2 separate regions of the Mus musculus genome follow, and region 2 is linked to region 1. A link is a loop called in an ENCODE intact Hi-C map of the cell type or tissue named here. Cell type or tissue: heart. All regions are shown on one strand. Links, peaks and the distances in the headings refer to the core of each region. The heading gives the core; the rest is flanking DNA.

What was found. A loop is a pair of places that touch in the nucleus more often than their neighbours do. Peaks named below come from ENCODE experiments on the same cell type or tissue, not always from the same donor. Only the 100,000 strongest peaks of a DNase experiment are listed, where the experiment ranks them.
Region 2: a loop joins it to region 1, with 4 times the contacts of the local background. A loop is called at or near these places in 1 of 42 quality-filtered maps.

What each region holds. Positions count from the first base shown.
Region 1 is chr9:97,017,006-97,021,397 of GRCm38, reverse strand. Spsb4 (splA/ryanodine receptor domain and SOCS box containing 4) reads left to right here and starts at 3,043. Exons shown (of 3, transcript NM_145134.3): 1 at 3,043-3,204. Gm16010 (a long non-coding RNA gene) reads right to left here. Exons shown (of 3, transcript XR_871043.3): 2 at 3,632-4,392; 3 at 1-3,405. In heart, for the core only: CTCF peaks have their summits at 2,418 (motif pointing right) and 3,097; DNase peaks (open chromatin) are centred at 2,547 and 3,047; H3K4me3 peaks cover 2,460 bases; H3K27ac peaks cover 2,337 bases.
Region 2 is chr9:97,160,258-97,164,649 of GRCm38, reverse strand. No RefSeq gene overlaps it. Among named protein-coding and RNA genes, the nearest start is that of Slc25a36, 51 kb to the right of the region's middle. In heart, for the core only: a CTCF peak has its summit at 1,949 (motif pointing right); no DNase peak of the experiment used is centred there.

The sequences.
Region 1 (4,392 bases), core at 176-4,175:
TTTACTAAGACTTTTTCTTTTTCTTCTTTTTTTTTAAACTAAAACTCAGGAAGCTAATAAAACTTAGAAGGCTCGGAAAGCTCATGAAAGTTACAAGATTCACAAGGCTCCTTCTCGAGCTTGTAAAAGCTGGAGCATGCAGGCTCTTCTGATCGCTAGCTGTGCACAGAGCTCCACTTGCTCTCCATCCCGGGATGGGCTTTTTAGTGATATCTCTGTGCCTCCCGTGCTTCTATAAGTAACACTAATGGATCACCAAAATAGGCTTGGGTGGAATTATTTCCACCATAGATACCCTATGTGGAATGAACAGATACTTGTTCACATTTCAAACTTGGGGACACACCATACCTATGCTATTCAGGGGGTGGAAGATTTGGGGGAACTTTAGTGATATTTGGGGGTGCCATTGTGCCCATTTCTTGATACCCAAGGCAAGTCACAAAGGCTTGTGTAGAGAACTTATCTGGCACACAGGTATGTATTTGGGGGAGCAGTTTCTCAAAATGTGACCCTTGACCCTTCCTCACCTTGTTCTAGAGCTATTGTGAAGTCTTCCAGAAAGAAGGAAGAAATGAGTGTTGGCAGTTGTATTGGGGTCCAGGTAGAAAAACCATCAGCCGGGGATGGTATTTTTTTTTCAGGGTTTATTTTAAGTGTATGAGTACTTTGCCTGTGTGAATGTATGTGTGTTATTTACATGCCTGGTGCTGATGGAAGTCAGAGGAAGGCATCTGATGCCCTGGAACTGATATTCTGGACAGCTGTGACCCACCATGTGAGTGCTGGGAACTGAACCCTGGTCCTCTGCAAGAGCAGCAAGTACTTTGTTTGTTTGTTTGTTTGTTTGTTTGTTTGTTTGTTTGACACAGGGTTTCTCTAGGTAGCCATAGCTGTCCTGGAACTCATTCTGTAGACTAGGCTGGCCTTGAACTAAAAGATCTGACTGCCTCTGCCTAGTGAATGCTGGGGTTAAAGGCGTGCACCACCCACTGCCTGGTTTAACCGTCTGAGTCATCTCTCCAGTCCTTGAAAAGTCTTGCTTAAGTTCCTGTTTGCTGAGTTTTCCTCGGTTCTCATTTCACGATGTCCAGCTCTGTTAGCACCACAGCCGTGGTCAGAGCACGTACTCCAGAAATGTCCTGGGGAGGGAGGGGACTCGGGGGGACAAGGAAATGTGTGCATGGGTCACATTCCCTTCAGCAGCTCTTCTGTGCAGTCCCAAGAGCAGAGACACACAGGTACGGAGAGACAGACATGCAGATATAGATGAAGCAGCCCAAATAAAACCAAGAGCGCCACAAATACTTGCTCAGAATACCCCTCTGCCACACCACTGAGCTGTCCTAATCGACAAAGCATCATTGACTGCCTGGATCTCTGAAGCAGCTTCCAAGCTGGCCAGTGCTATTCATCCATCTATCCATCCTGCCACTGGATTATCTTTCTGGACAGCAAATCTGTGAAGGTCAAGAGGCCTGCCAAACTGATCTTGGGGAAAAGCCAAGCCCTTTGGATGCTCTCCAAGACCCTAAGTACCTACTCTCGTTTCATCTTACCTCCTGTTTTGGCTCCAGTCATACCACAGGCTGTTACAGGTACCTACCATGAGACTATGATGTCTCTGCATCTAGCAGCTCATTCATGCAGACACTTCCACAAGGAAACATTCTCAAATTGCCCTCCCCAGTCTGGGAGAGGTACCCTGGAGCCTTGGTCAACACATTTCCCTCACAGGGCTGAATTACAGGTGCTTATCTTCTGTGTACATGGGGGGAAAAAAAAGGACACTTTCTGAGGGGTGAGGTCAGTTAAGACTATGGAATGGACCTAATGTCAACTCTGGCATGGAAAGCAGGATGCCCTGGCCTGGAAGGAAGCCAACTTGGAGGTACAGAGCATCCCTCGCTCTGGCCACGCCCTCTTATCTCTGCGCTCTGGTTACCGAGGGAGCCGCCATCCTTCAGCGCTCTCGGTAGCCCTCTGATCGATGATCCTTCTCTCGGGCCTCAGGTGGTCAGGGGAAAAGCACCATGGAGCAGGTGCTGCGTGAAATTGGATTCTGAAAGATGAGTTGGAGTCTGGCCTCAGAAATAAAGTGTGGACATGTGTGTGCCTAAGGCAAGGGGGTATATTAAAGCATTCTCTTTCCCAGTCGTTGTTTCCCGCAGGCCTTCAATACAGGCTCCAAAGCTATCTGGCGACCGTGATGTCTCCTCTCTTCATCCCCGCCCCTAGGGACACCCACCGTGGCTCTCTAGGCACGCTTGAATGAATGGGGGAGGACCCATGCGCATGAATGAGCGCGTGTGTGAGCGAGTGTCTAGGCTAGCCAGTCCGCAGATGAGTGAATGGCGTCCGCGCCACTTCGGCCCAGGGGCGCGGGCGAGGGTTCCACTTCCCTTTCCCGCCAGCTGGTGGCCTCCAGAAGGTGGCAGAGCCGGCAGCGGCCCGAGCTGGGACGGCCGGGGCGCGGGATGGTGGGGGAAGGGGCGTTCCCGGCGGCCGCGCCTTCCGCGGCTATTGGATTAGTGGCCTTCAGGGATGAGCTCAGCCGGATCGGCTTTCAGCTGCAGCCTCCGGGCCGGCCGGGAAGGCGGGGAGCGAGCGGCCGTGGAGGAGGAGGGGGAGGCGGCGGCTGCAGCATCCAGAGCTGGCCCTGGCGGTCGGCGCGCCCGGCGCACAAAGGCGCTCAGCCCCTGGGGAAGGCAATGAGCGCACAGCTGCCCGGGCCCTGGCCACCACTGCAGCCCTCGCGGCGTGTGCTCAGTGCTCTAGGGAAGAAACCCGGTGCTCCGGGGACGGGCGGCCGAGGTGCGGCCCGTGTGCCCTGAGCGCGGGACTCGTCGCTCTCCAGGTCAGGCGCCAAGCTTTAGGGCCATCAGGGCAAGGGCTTCCGCATCTCGCTGAGATCAGCGCAGTGGGGCACTTCACTACTCGGGACCGGACCTCGGCGGCCTCTCCCGAGCGTCAACTTCTCCAAGAACGTCCCTAACTCCAGGGCACCCTGCGGAGCGAGAGGGCGCTGCCGCCGGATACAAGTCGAGAGGACGCGCCGCTGGTTGAGAAGCAGCAGCCAGCATCCGCGGGGTCGCTCGGGCGCCCCTGCGTGGGCGGCAGTGGCAGCAGACCTCTCTCCCGGGAGTCCCGGACCTGCCAGCGCTGGGGATTCCTCCCAGGCAGGCGCTCGCCCTCTCTTTTATGGTAAGTGTTCTCCAGCTCCTGCTAAGGGGTGATCGTCCGCCAGTACCGGTCACACTCGGTGCTCTTGGGGGACTCTCTGGTTCCGGTCCGTGGGAATGTCTCTGTGAATTATGGCATTCCGAACTGGTTGGTTTGCGCCCAGCCTCGGGCGTTGCGTTGAGGTCAGCCTCTGGTACTGTAGGTTTGAAACCGCTGCTCTCCCTGTAGTGGAGACAACACACACAAATTGAACCCAGACTCAACCGACTATGTTCCGGTCGTATATCCGTCACTCTCTGGGGTGACCTTGGGCCAGGTGCCACAACCACGGTTTCCTCATCCATAAGATGGGGGTGATAGTGTGCCCTTTTTTACTAGAGTGTTGGAGGAACTGCTGGGGTGGTGCGGAGACCCGCGTCTGGCATTCAGAAAGCACTTAGATACTAACTAGCGTTATTAGCCTTGTGAGTCCAAGCACATCATCCAATTTCGCAGAGCTGCCTCATCTGAGTGGCGAGGACTAATTTCTGGGGGTCTGCTCGTCTGTGGCTTTTGGAGCTGTGGGAGTAAAGCGTCTAGCACTCAGCAGCCGCTGGTGGTGATTGTTCGTCTCCGACGCTGGGGCAGGGAAGACTGATTGCCGGGTCCGGGAGTCGCTCGCGCACGGTTCCCAGCCTGGCTGCGAGACAAACTTGGAGAGAATAGGTGGCTCCGGATTCTGCTCTGGGAAGCAGGGAGGAGGAAGCCAAAGCCCGGAGTGCGGCAAATAAGTCCAGGAAAAACAAGGGACCCCAAACTCCCGGCTAGAAAGGCCCAGGAAGTGTGATTCCCACCGCCCCGTGGCCAAGCGAGAGCTGCTGAGTCAAGAAGAGAGAAGAGAGCACGTTTGTGTGGCTCTATCTAGAACTTTCAGTCCTGCAGTCCCGGGCTTGGATTTGAATTCGGCTTTCAGCTCCATCCCGCGGTGTGACCTTGAGCGATTCTTCTAAGGTCCGCTGCTCTGTGCTTCCCCTCGCCCTCCTCCCCTCCCCCTTTCTTCCCCTTCTCCTGGTTCCTCTCCCTCCCTACTCCAGGAATTGGTGTGAACATCTCTTATCCTTCCATTCATCTGCCCCTAACAGTTGTTGAGCCTATCTAGATTTAGAAGAGATAAGGGGAAAGTTCACTTCCCACTGTGCCCTGTGGAAAGCGACTAACCCCTGAGGCTTC
Region 2 (4,392 bases), core at 176-4,175, 140 kb before region 1:
ATGCTCTCCTCTTGCCACTTCTCAGGGCTGTTAATTCAGGGACCCTGGTTCCACAAGTCAAAAAAAGAAAACATGCGTGAGGACTGGAGAGGAAAAGAAATTAATTTTCTCAGATAATGTGATTGACAACATAGAAAACCCATCTAAACAAATAATTAGAATCAATTAGTTAGCCAGAGAATTATAGAAGTAAAATCAGATTGTGGTTTGCTCTCAGTGGTACAGGGCTGGGGGACTCAACTGGAATAGAGACTTCTTTCATAAGCAATTGGACCTTTGCAAGATATATCTCTCGCTCCCCTCCCCTCTCCTCCTCCCCCTTCCCTTCACCCTCCCCCTCACTCCTTCCCTCCCCCCCCCCCCTGCATCAGAAAAGCCTTCATGGGAGCAGCTCTGGTTAAGAGATACGGATTTTCTCATTGGGCTTGCAGGAACAATAGAGAAGCAGCTGACAGGATACAGGTAACACAGTATTCTAGGAAAGAGAGCTAAGGAGACTTCTTGGGTTTGGAGAGCTCAAGAGAAAGGTATAGTCTACCTCAATCCAGTGACACAGATAGGAAGAGATTTATTTCTACAGAGCTAGCAGTTTGGAAGACCAGACTTATAAATAGTTATTTTGTATATAGTTAAGAAAATAGTGTTATCTCGTGGAGCTAGCTGAGTTTGGCCTCAGTTTATGCCTCCCGTGTCTTGATGTAAATATTGGATAATTTAAATGGTTTCAAAGGGCAGCAATGTCTGGACCCTTAGGAGCATAAGTGACTAGTACTTAAAGTTGACCAAGAATCTGTTTTCAGGAATGAGCTACCAAAGTGAGCTACCAAAGCCCTTGTTTCTCAATAATTCTAGGTGGCTCCCTGCTGTCCCAGGAGAAAGCATGACAAGGCACAAAAGCTGAGAAAATGGTCCCCATGATGAGGCCTCAAGACTTCTTTTCTTTGCCTCCCTCCTCCCGACTTCACTAAATAATTACCATATTTGACCCTCACCCCTGCCATGTACTGTCTGTCTCCCTGCCTGGGCTGCTCTGTCCTTCCTCAGTGATGACAGCCTTGACCCACAGGCTCCAGGATGTCCCCCGTGGCCCAGCAGAAGAAAACAGTGTCAAGTTTCTTACTGAATTCTTTTTCTTATCAATAAGGTGTGTGATCTAGTCTCGAACTCGTGGACTCAAGTGTTCATCCTGCCTGAGCCTCCCAAGCAGCTGGGAGTTGAGGTGCACACAGCACCTTGTATTGCTCTTCATGGCTGAGCTTTATCTGGGCTTGTTTTGAGATTTTGGGGCTTGCACTCACATGGGCAGAAGTTGTCACTAAAGCATAATAAAGCCCAGCTACGTCTGTTAGAAACTCCATAGAGATAATTCTTGCTTTTCCCAGGAAAATCAAGATAATCCGTTCTTAAACATCACTTGCCATTTTAAGAAGTTCTATAAACAGCCGTTGTTAGTATCACCAGATTGCTGCCAAACAGGAGTGTGAACCTGAGGCTGCCAAATATTCCGATGTTTACAAAAAACATAACTGGGAAGAGTTTCCACACATGTAATCAACTCCAATTGGTTTTTTTGTACTGAGTACTGAACCCAGAACTTTGCTCTTGCTGGACCAACATTCTACCACCTCCATATGTCCATAGCTAATAACTGTTTTGAAATACCAGGTGGATGCTATGAAGGCCAAATAGAAGATATCTGTCCAGGGTCCACCCAACAGTGACCTCTGCTCTAGATGTACAGTGACGAGGTAGTCTTTGACTCTCCGTTGAGTAGCTCTCTGTTAGCTAGGGCAATGAGATTTTCAGAAAATCTCCACAATTCCCCATTTTTCTTACACACCACCATCTTCCTTTTTCTACATTTCTAGACTGGACCCAGGCAATGGATGTGTGAAGTTTTCTTTTCCAGAATGTGACAAGTAGGGATCTACCTGTGTTTCTTCAAATTCACCACCAGAGGGCAGACCTGTAAAATAAAAATCAAAACTCATAGATTTGTTTTATTTTAATTTGCTGGTAGTTTCGGTGAAGAGCTTCCAGGGACTAACCATTAAAGGGATTTTGTTTGCATATCTGAATGTAAGCCTTCTACAATGTACGATTGGGATGGGAATGTGTGTGCCCTGAAGAAGCCATAGAAGACATGGGCTACATTTTGAAACAGGACACCTGAGGATTTTACACCAAAAACCCAATAGCAATAGCTTGGTATCGCTCAGCAGTACAACTCAAGACAGGCAGGAATCTGTTTATTTCAGGAAGGCTTACGAATAAATGTGAGGTGCTCTGTATGATCTGCCACAGTCACCTTTTTCTGTCAAATGGGTCTCTTAAAAGAACCTGTCCAGATGTGATCTCTTTAGGCAACAAATTAAATTCCTGGAAGAAAAGCCGAGTACAGAGCATAGAGAGAACAAAGTGGAATGTCTCGTGAACAGCTGGTGGCCATAGAGTGGCGGCCGTACAGTGGGCTGTGTGCTAAGGTTAGCAACTAGAACTCCAAGAAGCGGAGCTCTGTGTAACTCTGCATCGATTTCTGTAATGCGAATATTCCTGTGTTGACCAACTTCAGACTCCCAACGAGACATCACTGAACATCTCTCCAGGCCCTTCTGGCTTTTAGAGCCTCCATCAAGAAACCAGGTGTTATTCTAATGGGTCTGCTGTTATGTTACTTGGTCTTTATCTTTCTTTGTTCTGTGCATTCAGGTCTATTTGTTGCTCTGTATGCCGGTTTGTTTTCTAAAGAGAGAGAAAAGGAAAACAGGAAGTTGCGTGTGTGGGAAGGTGAGAAGGATCTGGGAGGAGATGGGGGAGGGGAAACCATGATCTGAATATATTGTATGAAAGAAGTCTATTTTCAATTAAAAAGTAAATAATTTTAAAGGTTACATGAAGACTACCCATGTAACCCAACAATTCTTTTAGATATATGCCCTTAAAGAATTCGATAATTTATGTCTATTCAAGAGATTGGACATGAATGTTTATAACATCATAATTCATAATAGCCAAAAAATATAAGCTGGATTGAGAACTGCAAACAAAATGTGATATATTCATACAATGAAATATCATAAAGAGAATGAAGTGGAAAACGCTAATTCAGTTTCAAAAAAAATCCACTGTGCACAAAAGGCTACATCAAGTATGGTCCCAGAAACCCCAAATAGGCAGGCCAAAGAAATGGAAAGCAAACTTGGTTGTCATTTGGGAGGAAAGGAGAGGGCGTGGCTAGCAATGGGTGTGGTTTCTTCTTAAGGTGGTGAGGATGTTCTGGAATCAGTGGTGATGATATAAAACCTGAAAAAAAAATCCACTAAATTGTACATTTCAAAATGGTGGAGGAAAAAAATGGTGGACCTGAAGGGTGTGAATCATTCAGTTGTTTTATGTGTGTGTCTATAGCTTTTACTCTCTACTTCTCCCAACTTTGACATCATGACTTACTTGGTCAATTGCACTGTCTTTCCATCCCAACCTTTCTTTCACACAAAGCCTCCTAATTGGACAACCAGCCTCCACTCCCATCCTCTATCATAGATCCTCTTTCTCGGCTGCCTGCCAAGACGAATGTCAGCCCTTCACTTTCATGTGCATGTGTTCATGTGCATGTGTGTGCGTGTGCATGTAGGCATGCATGTTCTGCTTTCTCTACTCTCACACAGAGCACCTCTGATATAGGTATGCAGATTTCTCCCCACAATAAATTCCACTTCGCCTGTAGACACCAAGTTAGTCTTGTACACACAATCCAATTCTGACACTGCTTATTTACATAGAGTGTGCGTCAGAACCCCATACATATAGGATTCAGTCCTACCTTAGATGTCAATCAAAAGCTCGGGCTTCCCTCAACCCCAACCGACCAGCCAAGGCTATGGTGCCCTTTCCTCAAGCTTGATTAGAATGTCGAGTAAACACTGGGAACCACCTTACTTATGCTTGCCTTTGTATGATCAAGAGTGTCAGAAAGCCTGGAGAGGATAAGAGTAAGTTATGGGAACAATAGGCGACACATGCCCTCTTCAGCCAGTCAAATCATTGTCCACTGCTAATTCCTTCAGATTCTGGGTTCTTTGCCCTCCCCAGACAGAGAGGGTGGGGCTGAAAGTACCACTCCCAAGATGGCAAGGTTAGTTAGATAAGCAAACCGTATGTGGAGGCTTTCCAAAAGTTACCTCAAACATACTCAGGGGTGGTTGAAAGGGGCATAAAAGAACACAGATTTCTGTTGCCTTTAATGGTCCCATCACTCAGGAAATTATTGGACTTTTTAAAAGTTGGGATGTAGAGGAAAGATCTTTAAGAGACCAGAGAAGGTCTGGCAAGATGGCTTAGCGGGTAAGAGCACTGACTGCTCTTCCAAAGGTCCTGAGTTCAAATCCCACA